Regions from separate parts of the Homo sapiens genome. Here region 1 is linked to region 2. The links are chromatin loops, found by intact Hi-C in ENCODE. Cell type or tissue: ovary. All regions are shown on one strand.

Evidence for each region. A loop is a pair of places that touch in the nucleus more often than their neighbours do. Peaks named below come from ENCODE experiments on the same cell type or tissue, not always from the same donor. Only the 100,000 strongest peaks of a DNase experiment are listed, where the experiment ranks them.
Region 1: a loop joins it to region 2, with 2.7 times the contacts of the local background. A loop is called at or near these places in 2 of 110 quality-filtered maps.

What each region holds. Positions count from the first base shown.
Region 1 is chr17:9,260,942-9,268,941 of GRCh38, forward strand. All of the region lies in intron 7 of STX8 (syntaxin 8), which reads right to left. Among named protein-coding and RNA genes, the nearest start is that of NTN1, 240 kb to the left of the region's middle. In ovary, no CTCF peak of the experiment used is centred here; no DNase peak of the experiment used is centred here.
Region 2 is chr17:9,203,160-9,211,159 of GRCh38, forward strand. All of the region lies in intron 5 of NTN1 (netrin 1), which reads left to right. Among named protein-coding and RNA genes, the nearest start is that of NTN1, 190 kb to the left of the region's middle. In ovary, no CTCF peak of the experiment used is centred here; a DNase peak (open chromatin) is centred at 3,787; H3K4me3 peaks cover 667 bases.

The DNA.
Region 1 (8,000 bases), 58 kb after region 2:
GGTGTGAAGAGAGACATCTGGGGGCCAGAGGGAGCAAGAGAATCAGGAGAAGGTGGCCTGGAAGGGGTGGGGGTTGGGATGAGAGAAAAAAAGGACTGGTCTAGAAGCAGGAAATTAAAAGGAATGAAGACTGCAGGTGACGGGGCAGAGAGCTGGACGGCAGCCTAGTGAAAGGCAGGTTCCTGGGATCTGGGGTCTAGGATCCAGGCATGAGCACCTGGCTGGGCGTCAGGTGGCCGTGGAGCAGCAGTCACGGCCACAGGACTCTGGTGAGGCCGCCGCTTGGTCAGTGGAGACCGCATGTGAGACCTCACGGCCCGGCCAGGGCGAGTCAGGTCAGAGTGGCTGGTGAGGCTGTCCCAGTGCTGAATAGCAGCACTGCCCTGGTAAGATTTACCCAAGAGACTTAGACTCACCCACACTAGAACTGATCTCTTATCTGTTGAGTGCCTACTGTGTGTCGGGTCCAATGGGTGCAAAGACGTATACCTGGCTCTTCCTGGGTCTGCGGGTCTCATGAGAAAGGCAGAAAAATCAACCCTATCTCTACCCACGCCCAACACAAACACGAAACTCTGCAGATGATAGCCGTTCCTTAGAGGGAGTGTGTAAAAACTCTGCCGCTATTGTCGCTTCCTGCACAGAAAGTGCTGAATAGTTTGTAGGCCCCATCTGTGTTCTTAAGGTGTTATTCATTTCCCTTCCCTGAAATAAGCTCAGCTCAGCAACTGCCACAAGTCAAGGGCAGAATTCAATTGTAAATAGATAATCCTTCATATCAGCCACCAAGAGCAGCAGGTTAGGAGTTGTCAAGCCAATAATTTAATGCCAATTCTCTGGCACGTCAATATTTGCTAAGAAATATCCCTTCATTGTGCTGTGTGTTACCCCTGGGAATGTGAATCTGTCTGGAGTCTGGCAGAAATTCAAGTGTCTTTGAAAAGACAGTCAGGAACTCTGTTACGGATATCTTGTTTTGACAATTCCCTCTTGACTGTCGGAAGATTCCTGCAAGGTTCCAGTCAGGCTGTGGATTCGGCATTACAAACCCCTCCGTTTGTCCTATTTGGATACTTTACCTGGCACCAATTAGGGACACCTGGCAGGGCGACACCAGGGTATTACTACCAAAGTTCTACAAAGGCAGGGCAGAGAGGCATCGCTGCTACCATAAGGCTTTGTCAATACACCAAATGCTTATCTCATTTGTTAAAAGGAAATCATTTGACCAACACGCAAAAGACTATGGGGTAGATCTGAATTGAGCCCTGCGTTCCATACATCGAAACAACATATTCCTGGGGTGGCCCAGTAGCCGTGTCTGTTCAACTTAACCCTGCCTCCATACGCACAGCTGATGCAACAGACCTCAAGTGAGGCCAACAAGGTTCTCTTCTCCAGGGATTTTGGATTTTGAACTGAGCACAATTGGGGTTCAGTCACAGTAATGGTAACACTCGAGGGGTGGGCCACAAACTTAGCTCGGGAGGTCCCAGGCCCTGCCTTTGCTCAGACTTGTCTTTATACTTGGTTGGCTCAATCATCCCTCGGGTTCCTGCAAATAACTCAACATCACTCAAATAAATTACATGTTTTTTGTTTCTTTGTTTTTTGGTGTTTTTTGTTTTTTTTGTTTTGTTTTGTTTTTTTGTTTTTTTTGAGACAGAGTCTTGCTCTGTCGCCAGGCTAGAGTGCAGTGGCGAGATCTCGGCTCACTGCAGCCTCCGCCTCCCAGGTTCAAGCAATTCTCCTGCCTCAGCCTCCCGAGTAGCTGGGACTACAGGTGCGTGCCAACATGCCCGGCTAATTTTTGTATTTTTAGTAGACACAGGGTTTCACCATGTTGGCCAGGATGGTCTTGATCTCCAGATCTTGTGATCCACCTGCCTCCCAAAGTGGTAGGATACAGGCATGAGCCACCACGCTCGGCCACAAATTACATGTTTTTTAACCTAAACGAGCCAAAGTCATCTCTGCTTATTTGCAACCAAGATCTTTTAGCAGAGTGATCAGCAAAAATCACCAGTTGTGTCTAGTTAATTGGAAAAACATAAAAGTCATATTAGCATGCTTTTGCTTTACTACTTTAGTCTTGAAAGGATAGTCCCAAGATGTTGCCTCTGAGGACACCCCGTCTGGGTTGCATCTCCTTACTCTGAAGGGGCTAAAGTCCCAACAGAAATATCTGTTGACTGCACTCCAGCCTGGGTGACAGAGTGAGATCCTGTCTCTAAAAAATAAGCAAAAAGGGACGGGTGCGTGCGGTGGCTCACACCTGTAATCCCAGCACTTTGGGAGGCTGAGGAGGGTGGATTACCTGAGGTCGGGAGTTCGAGACCAGCCTGACCAAAATGGAGAAACCCCATCCTCTACTAAAAATACAAAAAAATTAGCCGGGCATGGTGGCACATGCCTGTAATCCCAGCTACTTGGGAGGCTGAGGCAGGAGATCGCTTGAACCTGGGAGGCGGAGGTTGCAGTGAGCCGAGATCGCGCCATTGCACTCCAGCCTGGGTAACAAGAATGAAACTCCGTCTCATATGGAATTCTAATATAAGTAGTATCTAATGACTAGCTTTTTTCACTTAATTTGTCTTAAATGTCTTTCACAGAGACCTACCTTTAATCTTTTTAGTGGCTGCAGACTATTTTATACCTTAATTTGTTCAAAAGATACCCTGTTACTAGACTTTGAGGTTATTTCAAAATTTTTGCTATGAAAAGGAATGCTGCAGTAAACATCTTTGAACATAAACCTTTGTGCACGTGTACACGAATTTCTGTAGGATAGATTCCTACATATGGAATCCTGGGGCAAAGAGTATGTGCATTTTTTATTTTGATAGTCTCGCTAATTGTATTTTCTGACGGCATTTCTCTCTCCCAAACCACATACTCTTCATATGATGTGACTTTGACATTGCTCTCATCAAGAGGTAGGACCTGGGTCCCCTCCCCTTGAACCTGATAAGCCCTTTGTGACTACCTCACCAACAGAATATGGCAGAAGTGACACTCTGTGACTTTCGACTCTGGGTCATAAAGATTACACACCCTTCCACCTTGCTCCTTCAGGATAGTCACCATGTGAGTAGTTCAACTGCTAGAAGGCTGCCATGCTGCAAGGAAGCCCAATTAGTCCAAATGGAGAGACCACATGGAAGGACCCTGAGATCATGAGAAGACAGAGAAAAGAGATGCCCAGCCAGCCCCACTGGGTTCCAGCTTCACCACTATACTGACTATATTACAACTGCATGAAAATCTTCAGCCAGAGCCAGGCAGCAGAGCCCTTTTCAAATTCCTAACCCACAGAATTGTGAAGTGTAGCAAAACAATTGTTTTACATTGCCAAATTTGGGGTGATCTTTTACCTTTTTTGAGACAGGGTCTTACTCTGTCGCCCAGGCTGGAGTGCAGTGGCATGGTCACGGCTCACTGTAGCCTCCACCTTCTGAGCTCAAGTGATCCCCCCACGTCAGCCTCCTGAGAAGATGGGACCACATGTGCATGCCACCATACTTGGATAATTTTTAAATTTTGTGTAGAGATGAGGTCTCCCTGTGTTCCCAGGGCTGGTCTCAAACTCCTGGGCTCAAGCAATCCTCCCTCCTCGACCTCCCAAAGTTCTGTGATTACAGGCATGAGCCACTGCACCCAGCCTGATTTTTTAAACACAGCAATAGATAACCAGAATGGGTAGGTTCTGCCAAACTGCAAACAACAATTCTCAGTAGTAATATAAGAACAAGAAGGCAAATCCTTTTCTGGGCATTTCTAGTGAACTAGTAATGCTTCATGTGGTTTTAAATTTTCAAGTAGAAAAAGCATTTAAAACAATATGCATATATCATAGTAACTTCGGAAAGTAAAGAAGATGAGAAAAGAAAGGCCAGGTGCAGTGGCTCACGCCTGTAATCCCAGTACTTTGGGAGGCTGAGGTGGGAGGATCTCTTGGGCCCAGGAGTTTGAGACCAGCCTAGGCTCCATAGGGAGACCTCATCTCTACAAAAAAAATAAGAATAAAATTACCTAGGTGTGATGGCACACACCTGTGGTCCCAGGTACTCAGGAGGCTAAGGTGGGAGGATCACTTGAGTTCAGGAGGTAGAGGTTACAGTGAGCCATGATTGTGCCACTGCACTCCAGCCTGGGTGAGAGAACAAGACCCAGTCTGAAAAGAAAAAAAAAAAAAAAAAAAAGCTGTCACCTTCCCAAATTCCAAACTTTTCTCTTTCACGGTCACATATCCTATTATTTTACAAGCAATCTTTGATTAATACTATAGATGTCCTAAAGAGTCAAAGTGAATATGAGATGGGCTCCAGTTCCAGGGCAAGAGGTTTCTGGGGCCCAGATTGGGGCAGGAGAGCTCACCCTCTTGAAACAAAGCTAACAAGAACACTCTGGATGGGGCACGCTAGTCGCTTAGAGCCTTCCCACTGGGGATCCCTCCTTTCCTGGGCACACTGTGTATGGGCCCACTGGGGGCCTGGCTCAGGCAGGTCCCGGGCAAATGCACATTGCCCCTGCCACCACAGTGCTTCTAACAAGAGCCATGCCCGGCACCATTACTGGCGCTAGGCACTTGCTATCCACTTTGTATACATTATATACGTTACACATTGAGCAGCTCAATACACGTTTACTCAACAAATGAAACAGAAGGTCCTCACTCCTGACGTGGTTGGGAAAGCAGAAATAACACTGATATCCTCTGTGTCCTGCATCTCTGTTGTGGCTTTTGATTTAACACATGTTGCCTGAGCACCTGCCAGGCACTGTTCTAGGCACTGGGGCTGCAACAATGAACCAAACAGACAAAAAGCTCTGCCCTCACCAAACTGACGTCCTAGTGTGTGTTTGTTGGGGGCGCTGGAGGGGGGCTTCAGTGTGTGAAGACAGACAAAAACCCAGATCAGTAACTAATGTAGTGGACTAGAAGGCGGTAAGTGCTAGAAAGAAAATCCAGCTCCTCTTCCCCTATTGCTTATCATACGGGGTGGCTGAAAGGCACACACCCCCTTTCCCTCGAGTCCTAGGGATACCAGGGAGGGAGTGCTGATATGGTCCATAAACCAGACATCCTAGAGTGGGATTTGGAAACATTGCGGGTAAGACTAGGGTGCCTTCCTACACGCCATCAGGAAACTGCCATCCTTAAACGTTAATAAGATGTAGGCTTAGAAATAACACATTACAAAAGTTGGTTGGAATGAAGGGTGACGTAATGACAACTGGAAACACAGAGGGGTGTTATTATGGAGTGGAGAAAAAGGAGATTGGAGAGGAAGAAGTTGGCAGTGGGTGCCAGCACTTTCCAGAACAGGGGTGCCCCAGCCAGCGCACCGGAGCCTGCTTGGTCTGTGAGGACATGGGGTCCTTTCTGAAGTGAGAAGCAGTGAGCCACCTCCTGGACAGCAGCTCTTCCTCAGATGGCCCTTCTGGACTATTCTATGCCCAGATGAGAAGTGTGCTTCTGAAACTGATGACGCTTGCCTGTATTAGCGGCCGTTTTACTTCAGCGCCGTGCTGGCTGAGAGCTGCAAAGTGTTGGCCACCAGCTGGTGGCTGAAATCAAGAGGAAGCCAGGTCACGGTGGTGGAAGTAGGATGAAATAGTAGACACACGATGTCACCAAGAGTGTAGAAGAATTCAGGTAAATGCATTTCCAGTAAGGTGGGATCACTAGTGCCGCTTCTGGTGCTCTGGGTGGAGAGCCACTCTGTCATCCTGGAGGCTACTTTGGCCCCCAACTCATCTCCACATTCCTCTGGCCTCCAAGGTGACATGGACTATATATAACCAAGGGCCACGGTGGGGAGGGCAGAAGAAATATGACTGTTTAAGGGCAGTGGGAGAAAAGAAAAATAAGGGGCTGATGAGAGAGCGGCCAGACGTGGGCCTTTTGCTTTCAGCCAAGTCTTTTCCCAAGTAACCACAACATTTGTCATAGTTATTCAGTGTGGCTCTGAAGCCTGTCCCCTTTGTCGGGGCAGAAAAAATGGGCTCTCCTGTGTTCAAAAGGTCATCTCTACTTTCAAGTGGTCAACATTCCGCAGTCTGAAGCTCCCTGGCCCACTAGCTTCCAGTACTGTGTGTCACTTCCCACGTATGCGGCAAAATGACAGAGTGTGTGAAAGGGTGAACGCGTGTGTGAGTTCAGGGTTTCCCTCTTTGGAAGCTGTATGGCATAAGAGCTGAAACACCATGGGCTGCGAGGGCAGACTGCACGTGTTCAGACCATGGCACTGTCATTTGAGTAAGGGACCCAATCCTCTATGCCGAAAAGTGGGAGAATAATAACCCTCCACTCTCAGAGCCATCATGGAGACAAAAAGAGAGAAAATGCTGAGTGCCAAGCATACTACCCGGCTTATGGTACCTTCTCAACTGAGATTAGCTACTAGTCTCACCTGCTGGAAATTGTTCTTGCTACCAACGTGGCATTCCTGATCTCCAATCTTTGGATAGAAAGCGCTATGACCCTTCCCCATGTGTGATGGCCTTCAGTGCTCAATGCTGCCCATATCCCCCGTGTTGTGTGACACCACAGCACGAGTGAGACCTCTGAGCTGAACGCAGCAGCCTCCTGCCATCGGGCGCAACTACTCTCAGTACAACCAAACATGGCTGCCAGGCTTTTCTTGAAAACCTTCTCTAGCTCACTCTACAGACTCTATCATGAAAACAGACTTTGAGATTTATGCACTCAAAAAATCCTCCAACAGCCTGTATACCTATATGTATAAAAATGCTTAAATTCACCAGGCACAGTGGCTCATGCCTGTAATCCCAGCACTTTGGGAGCCAGAGGCAGGTGGATCATCTGAGGTCAGGAGTTCAAGACCAGCATGGCCAACATGGTGAAATCCCATCTCTACTAAAAATACGAAAGAATTAGCTGGGCGTGGTGGTGGGTGCCTGTAATCTCAGCTGCTCAGGAGGCTGAGGCAGGAGAATCACTTGAACCCGGGAGGCGGAGGTTGCAGTGAGCTGAGATCGTGCCATTGCACTCCAGCCTGGGGAACAAGAGTGAAACTCTGCCTAAAAAGAAAAAAAAAAAAAAAAAAGCTTAAATTAAGAGCATTTCAATGAAAGGCCATTCAGATTTGTTCTCACGGAAGGGATATGCATCTTCTACCCAGACCCTCCCATATGCTCTCCTCTCTAGGCCTTGGAACCCTAATTTAAGGATATTGCTGCAGTGAGATGCTTAATGGCAGAACTAGGGCGCAACCAACTCAGCACACTGGTCAACTGCTAACCTTTCACTAGGAGCAACACGAGAGCCTCAGAGTTGTGAGCCCTGTGGGCACCATGAAGATTGGTGGAGTAAGAACAAAAAAAAAAAAAAAGAGAGAGAGAGAGACTTCAAAGTTGCTCTACACTGGATCGTGGAAAAGGAGCCTCTTACCAAAAGTGGCAGCGGGGCTTAGAGTTTGATCTAGGAAATACACAAGAGCAAAGGGGCAGTCAGGCTGCAGAGCTCTGACCCCGAGCACATGGTATGCAAACAGGAGTATTCACACTCTGCAGTGCAAGAGCCTGTCCTTCATCTTGGGGGATGAGGCCGCAGTGATGTCCCCCCGATTCAGTACTATCCCCAAACAATTCACCACCCTAAAGACGTCCTCCTGTGAACAGCAGATTATCTGAGGATCCCTAAAAGTGGTCCTTCACATAGGGAGGCTGCCATTTTCGGAGTTGGCTGTTAGTGTGGCAGCAAACAGCTGGCATTCCTAAGTAAAAACTCAGAGCCAGAACTGGTGCTCTTCAACCCCGACTCAGCTCTGAGACACAGACCTGCAGGCAATGTGGGCAGATTCAACAATGTCACTACTGAGCCTACTGAAAACAAGTGGACAAGATCCCAAGCCATCAATTCTAGAACATGGTTGGCGTAAAAGCTGTTGTGCATGGATTCTATCAGCAAGAAGGATCAGTAGAAGTATTTGAGGCCAGGCCGGGTGCAGTGGCTCACGCCTGTAATCCCAGCA
Region 2 (8,000 bases):
ATCCGCCTGCCTTGGCCTCCCAAAGTGCTGGGATTACAGGTGTGAGCCACCATGCCCGGCTGGTTTCATAATTTTCTGCCTCTTCTTTGCCCTCTGTTTGCCAGCTGTTCCCTCCTCCTGCCAATGTGTTGATTCCTTTGTGATAGTAGTTTGACTGTTTGAACCTCTTACTGCCTAGTTCTCACCTGTATTCCAGAGAATGAAGATAAACAGATAAGTGGCTCCAGTTTACAACACTTGGAGGTTTCTATCATACCTTCCAAAGAATCTGAAGCACTTTCAGGCTCAACATAGATGTCTGTAAAGTAGGGAGGAAATGGCTGGTCTCTTCAATTCTCATATCAAGAACTGAGGACTGGTTGGGCGCGGTGGCTAACCCCTGTAATCCCAGCACTTTGGGAGGCTGGGGCGGGCAGATCACTTGAGGTCAGGAGCTTGAGAGCAGCCTGGCCAACATGGTGAAACCCTGTTTCTACTAAAAAATACAAAAAAAATTAGCCAGGCGTGGTGGTGGGCGCCTGTAATCCCAGCTACTTGGGAGGATGAGGCAGGAGAATCACTTGAACCCGGGAGGTGGAGGTTGCAGTGAGCTGAGATCATGCCACCGCACTCCAGCCTGGGCATCAGAGTGAGACTCTGTCTCATAAAAAAAGGAAAAGAAAAAAGGAAGAAAAGAAAAAGAACTGAGGACCAGAGAGTCTAGGAAGAGGAAGCAGCATAATGGGGTTTCTAAAAACCATGCCCTCTAAGTTTGAAGGAACCAGGAAGCCTTGGAAGGGGAGGGGCTCCTTCTTCAAAAGTTTTGAAGGCTGTTCTGAGGGTGAAACAGATGGAAGGCTTGTGCTGGGCTGTGCCAGAAAGTGGAGATAAGGCCATCTGTGGGGTGACAGAAGTCAGGTGAGGCTCAGCTGATGGCAGTCCTGTCCAGTCCTAGGATCGGTGATGAGGGAGATTCAGGGAGATTAAGAGAATGGGAATGGCAACAGGAGTGCAAGGATAGACCACCCTTAGTAACCGTTCCTTCCTTCCTTCCCTCCTTCCTTCCTTCCTTCCTTCCTTCCTTTTCTTTCTCTTCTCTTCCTCTGTTTCTCTCTCTCTCTCTCTCCTTCTCTCTCTCTTTCTCTATCTCTTTCTCTCTCTCTCTCTCTCTTTCTTTCTGACAGAGTCTCTGTTGCCCAGGCTGGAGTGCAGTGGCGCCATGTCAGCTCACTGCAGCCTCCACCTCCTGGGTTCAAGTGATTCTTCTGCCTCAGCCTTCTGAGTAGCTGGGACTACAGGCGCCCACCACCACACCCTGCTAAGTTTTGTATTTTTTAGTAGAGACAGGGTTTCGCCACACTGGCCAGGCTGGTCTCGAACTCCTGGCCTCATGTGATCTGCCTGCCTCGGCCTCCCAAAGTGTCGGGATTACAGGCGTGAGCCAAGCAACCCTTTCAGTTCCAAGGGGGTGGATTCTGTGGCCTGCGTCCAGTCTATCAGTCGGTGGCAAATGGCAGTGAATCGGGGATAGCAAGGATGCATCAGCTTCCCCACTAAGCAACTCCCTACCCTTCACATACCAGGCAGAGACACAGCTACCCTCCCAAATAGCCACTGTAGGATGCAGAGCTTGGAAGTTGAAGGACGTCAATGAGGAATACCTTACTGAGTTCTGGGCCCCATTAGGGTGCTGTGGTTGATTAGTGATGCCTGCCATGAGGTTGGGTAGAGTAACCGGTGGTCTGTGTGCTGCCTGTTCACTTGCTTTCCATCAGTGCTGTCAACCCTCATTTTTTTTTTTTTCTGAAGATATGTTGCTCATTATCAGGCCTTTCAAAATAGGAACTCCAGGTTTCACACTTTCTTCTTTTCTTTCTCTTCTTCCCTGCCTGGGCTTTCATTACCATTAAGAGCCAGAACTTATCTGCCATTTGGATGAGGAACTTCAGAAACAGGTGCAGGAAGAGAAACTTGCTCTCTCAAGTGCAGCAACTTCTTGAATGTGGCCCACTTCCCCTGGAAGGCTGTGAACACCACTTTATCTCCTAAAGGCTTGGCTGGTGGGAGGAGGGGCAGGAAGCCTCATGGACATGAGGGCACTATTTGGGGAAGGGTATGGTGGCAAGAATAGATGGGGGTAGAGGAAGCTACACGGAGGTTCTGCCTGAGGGCTGGGAAGCCAAAAGGATGGTCCCTTGAAAAGGGGCAGCCAGGTGCAGTGGCTCATGCCTGTAATCCTAACACTTTGGGAGGCCAGAGCAGGAGGATCACTTGAGCCTGAGACTTCGAGACCAGCCTGGGCAACATAGTGAGACCTCATCTCTACAAAAAATAATAAATTAGCTATGTTTGGTTGTGTGCACCTGTAGTCCTAGCTACGTGGGAGGCTAAGTAGGATCATTGGAGCCCACGGGTTCGAGGCTGCAGTGAGCTGTGATTGCGCCTCTGCGCTCCAGCTGGGGTGACAAAGGGAGACCCTGTCTCAGAGAGAGAGAGAGAAGGGGCAGCTCCTGCATTGCGATGGGGGGAGGTTAAGGGTCAGTACTCACTAGTCAACAGGTTGCCATGGCTCTGTGTATGGAAAGAGACCCCTCTGTCCTGTGCTGGAGTGGAAGGCAGCTGTGTTAGGGAATGGGCCCCCACCGGCCAGTGACTTTGGATGCTGAACACTTGTACCTCTGTTTTCTCCTGTGTGTAATGGCCATGGCCGTCCTAATACCACCCGAACTGCCTCTTCCTATGTGGCTGTGCAGCTTACTCGGGACATTGGGTGGAAAGCACTTTGGTGAGAGCTTGGCAGGTGTAGACTCATCACCATTCCGGTTGCTCCTGCCGCAGACGGGCTGAGCTCCAACTGGGGCATGCCTCTGAGGCTGAGGCAGCATCTGTAGGCTGGGAACAGGGTGACCCCTAGGTCTGGGACTGGTGGCAGAGCAGGGTCTGGGGTGACTTCGCGGTAGAAGCAATTTCCTCAGCAGAGTTGACACTGGCTGGGGAGGACTGGGACTGAGCAGCTGAGGGTCAAGAGAAAATTCTGGATGTCCAGGAGCTGGTTCAGCCAGCTGAGGTCTCCTGCCTCCAGTCAGGAGGGCTTTTTGCAGTCCCAAATGCTCTGGGCAAGAGGCTTTAATCTAATTACATGCTTTATTTGAGCCAATTTGTTTTCCAATCCATCTTGTTCAGCAAAAAGAAAGAGCCTGCTGGGGACTCATTTGCACCCTCTTGTTCCAAGTGGAGAAGAGGGGTTGAGCTCCCATCTCACATGGTCAGTGCAGCCCCCAACCTCTCCCAGCCCGGCCACCCCACCCCTGAGCCAGGCTGCAGACTGCCCTGCCCTCGGGGGGAGGGGGCTGGGGCGGCTCAGGTAGAAAAAGCCTGGCAGGCTTGCCCCCTCCCAGAAGTCCACCCCAGCGTGCCTCTCCGTGCCTTCCCTTTGGGGGTCCCGGTGCACTAGGCAGGAATGACACGGGATGGGCTTCCAGGCCAGGCAGCCTGGGAGGGGATTTCATCCTCAGGAGGTCACCCAGCCTCGGAACCTTCCTGGCTCCTCCTGTGAGAGCTGCCCTCAGAATCCAATGCCCCATATTTTTAAATCTGCAAATATATTTTCATCATAAGGCAGTGGATTTAGGATCTGTGTTATTAAAGTCCAAACAAAACACCAAAGCCCTTCAAACCTCCCTGGAGAGGGAAGATTTATCGGCTCCTGCTCTCCTCCCCAGGCACGGAGCCACACTCTCCAAGCTTCGCTTTTTAAGTTTTGCAGCATTTTCCAAAATTGCCTTTTTCTGCCCTTCCGATTCCTGCTTGGAGCCTTTACTTTTCGGCTGTTTACAGAGACTCGAGCCTGGTGACTTCCACCTTTGGAGTATGGGAGTGCCGGAATTGCTCGGCTGAGGGTCACTTTGTCTGCCGCACAGTGGTGGCAGCTGCGCCCGTTTTTATTGAACTTGCTCAACAAATATTTATTGAGGGCTTGTTATGTGTCCCGGGCCCTGGGGATACAGCAGTGAAGACTTCACTTTGGGGAGGAAGAGATACAATAAACAAACCAAACTGAAAAATGTATCACTGCACAGGGTGACAAGTGCCGTGAAGGAACCACATCCGCTACAGATGGAGTTGCTTTTCAGAACAGCCAGAGGTCAGCCATTATTCAGTGAATCAAGGACATACTTGAGTGAGAAATATCTTTGGGTTTAAAATAATTGGATGTGCCAGTAATACAATAAAATTGCTTTTCTGCCATGGCTCCTAAACTAGAGTAAAGATAATGAGAGCCAACATTTTTTAGTGCCTGTCATGTCGGGCTTCATCTCGCTGGAACTTTAAAAGATTGTTACAAACGCTCACCCCCGCTTAATAAATGAGGAATCGGAGGTTCAGAGAAGTGCAGCAATGTGTCCAAGGACACACAGCTTTGTAAGTCACAGAGCCAGCATTTTGAGTTCCTTGGTCGCCTGTCTGCCACCCCCTCTGTCCTGCTAGATCCTTTCCACTTCCCAGCATCCTGCAGCCCTGAAGCTCATCAGTAGTCTGAGACCATTGCCACTGGAGCCGCGGATTGTATCCTGGGGTCCAGGAAGAGATGTTCTTGTCCAACTAACACCCCACACCCCATAGACAGCAGGCTGAGGCCTGCAGAAAAGCCTTCTGATTCAGAGCTCAAGGGTCCCATTTTTCAGATATTAGCTGTACATCTGTTAAAGGTGGCATGGCCTTCTGATTTCTGGTGCCACTCAAACCCTCTCCAGCCCAACTCGTGCCCTCTTTGTTGTCAAAGAGTTTGGCAGGTTTAAAAGATGCCTAAACCAGCTGGGTGCAGTGGCTCACGCCTGTAATCCCGGCACTTTGGGAGGCTGAGGCAGGTGGATCATGAGGTCAGGAGTTCGAGACCAGCCTGGCCAATATGGTGAAACCCCATCTCTACCAAAAATACAAAAATTAGCCAGGCGTAGTGGTGTGTGCCTGTAATCCCAGCTACTCGGGAGGCTGAGGCAGAAGAATCGCTTGAACCTGGAAGGCGGAGGTTGCAGTGAGCTGAGATCATGCCATTGCACTCCAGCCTAGGCCACAGATCGACACTCCATCTCTAAATAAATAAATAAATAAAGCCTAAGCCCTTTACCCAGGCTGTCTCAGGGGTATCATCAGAATAATTGCAAAGGGTGCTGGCTGACGTCTTTTGTTTGGGGAGCCTGTGTTTGTGGGTTCGTTGGTCCAGGCAGCTTTGGTGTCTCACAGAGACAGCCGCAGTCAGCTTATTGTCCAGAGTGTATGTGCCAGTGGGTTCGCTGAGCAGTCAGCGGTGACCTGCACTGTGCTAGGTGCTGGGACACCAAGGTCCGATTTGCCAGGGGAGGAGGCAGACAGAAAATCCCAGACCAGGAAATGGGCGCTAAGAACCTGGAGGTTTTCTTGTGCCTGGGGCTGAGAGGAAGGCTACACAGGGAAGTGGCACAGGAACAGATTCCAAGCACAAGTGCCAAGGGGAAAGGCATTCATGGCCTCCGGCTTCTCCTAATACCCAAGAGCTTAGGTCCTGTTTTTTCCAGATATTATTTTGCAAATAATAGGATTCTACCACCGTGCACTCCAGGGGAGGAGTAGACGCCCCCTTGGGCCTGATGTACTCTTCATCCCCAGCCCTGCCTGGCTCTAGGCCTGTGGCACAGCCAAGAAAGGGACCTTGCTCCTGTCCGGAGACAGGGCTGCATCAGCCAGATCCCACCACACCAACCCATTTTCCTGTATCTGCTAAGGACTGGACCCAGGACACTGCATCTCAGATCTCAGCTCTCCTCCTGGCCTCAAGAGGCCCCAGGATCTGGCCCTGCCTTTCCCACTGGCCTGCCATCATTCACCCTCCACTCTCAGCTGCAGAGTCGGAGGCCACCTGGAGCCCATCACATGCAGTTGGCAGCACCTTCTCATCCTTCAGGACACAGCTGAGACCATCTCTGACCTCCCCTTACCCATCTCACGGCACCATAGTCATTTCCTCCTAAATCCTGTGAATGGGTAGCAGTTATGACCATCATCACTACCACATTTTACTGATGAAGAACTTGGAATGGTGAATGACCCCAGATCATAGGTTGGATGTGAACCCTTTCCCTGCAGCCCTGCTCAGTAGATTTCCACTTACGTCCTGGGGCCAGAAGTAGATTCATGGCCACGGTGAGCTGCAAGGGAATCTTTGAAGAAGAGTATTCTAGATTGGAGACATTAGGGTTTGCTCTTGAGGAAGAAAGGAAAATCGATATTGCAGGGGGCCAGAGCGGACCTGTCAGACTCAGGCCTGGTGTTTGAGGCTGTCCCAGTGGGTGGCTCTCTAGGAGACAGTATACAGGAAGGCAGGCCTTGGCCCTGGGTGTGCATTGCACAGCTGTGTGCACCTCCAGGAGCCTGCCTCTGCCCCTGTTGGTGCACCAAAGGGAACCATCAGAGAAGGTGGCCACAACTAGGGAGGCAGCAGAAAGAAAGGGCAGGGCTTCCCTGGGCAGCACTTGGTGGGGGCCAGGGCACCAGGGCCCCCTCTGACCAGCGAAGCCCCGAGGACCCCAGCTTGGTGCAGGAAGAGGACCCAGTGCTTCAGTTTGCCGGTATAAAAAACTCACACCCATGCTTCCTCACCTGAATACATAGTTGCAGTCCCTGAGACAGAATGTAGCTCAGGCAGCAGAATGACAGTCTAGGCTCCTGAGAGCCAGACCCTGGCTCTTTGTAACCATGGTACGGAGTGGAGAGCACGTTCTGGTAACCTTGGGCATGAGGTGGGGCCTGGGCAGTCAGGGCACCGTCCCTGAGAGGGTGAGAGCAAAAGCCAGCCTCTGCCCTATGTGATGAAACCCAGCAGCCCTAGGTGACCTGGGCCAGGCCAGGCCCCTGGGGTGGCTTTGCATGACATTTAAAAAAGAAGTCAAACCCTATCCAGCTCCCATGGCCCCTCAAGCTCTGGGACTCATCTCTCAGCTGCTGCCCCTGTCCTTCCGTCCGTGCAAGGAACTCCAACTTTCATCCAGTCCCTGAACCATGCCGAGCTGGGTCCTGCCTCAGGGCCTTTGCACAGGCTGCTCCTCCTGCTTGGAACCCTCTTCCCTCAGACCTTCCTGCCCTGCCTCCTTTGCACCGTTTAGGTCTTGTTCATGGGCTACCCCTCAGGGAGCTGTCTACAGCCACCCTGGCTATGGCACTGTCCTCACTCCCAGCCACCTTACCATGCACACAGTTGGCATTCAGGGAGAGGATGAAACCTCACACACACAGGCACATGTGCGTGCACACACACACACACCCCCACACCCACACACACACACACACACACACTCTTCTGCTGTCTCCTGGGGAGGGGGTAGCACTTCTCCACAGCAGAAGCTCTATAGATTGGAAATAGAAATGTCACTTTGTTGAATACAGATGTCATTTACTATAGGATTCCCACCCCTTGTAAGTAAATGGTCCTCATCCTCGCTAAGAAGAGCCTCACCTCGGCCGGTCGCTCACATCTGTAATCCCAACACTTTGGGAGGCCGAGGCAAGCGGATCACCTGAGCTCAGGAGTTCAAGACCAACTTGGCCAACATGGTGAAAGCCCATCTCTACAAAAATACAAAAATTAGCTGTGCATGATGGCAGGTGCCTGTAATCCCAGCTACTTGGGAGGTTGAGGCGGGAGAATCGCTTGAACCTGGGAGGTGGAGGTTGCAGTGAGCCAAGATCACACCACTGCACTCCAGCTTGGGCTACAGAGTGAGACTCCATCTGAAAAAAAAAAAAAAAAAAAAAAAAAAAAAAAAGCCTCACCTTAGACTATTTTTAGTGTTTCTTTCTTTCTAACACAAGAATTGTATCCTCATTGCAGTAAATTTTAAAATATACCTAAGACAATAAAGCAAGAGTATAAAAACCAGCCACAGGCCCACCACCCAACATTTCTGGCACATGCTATTCTTCTAGAATAAAATCCAAACCCCTGCCATTGTTGAAAAGGCCCTAGGGACTCCCTGCAAACTGTAAGC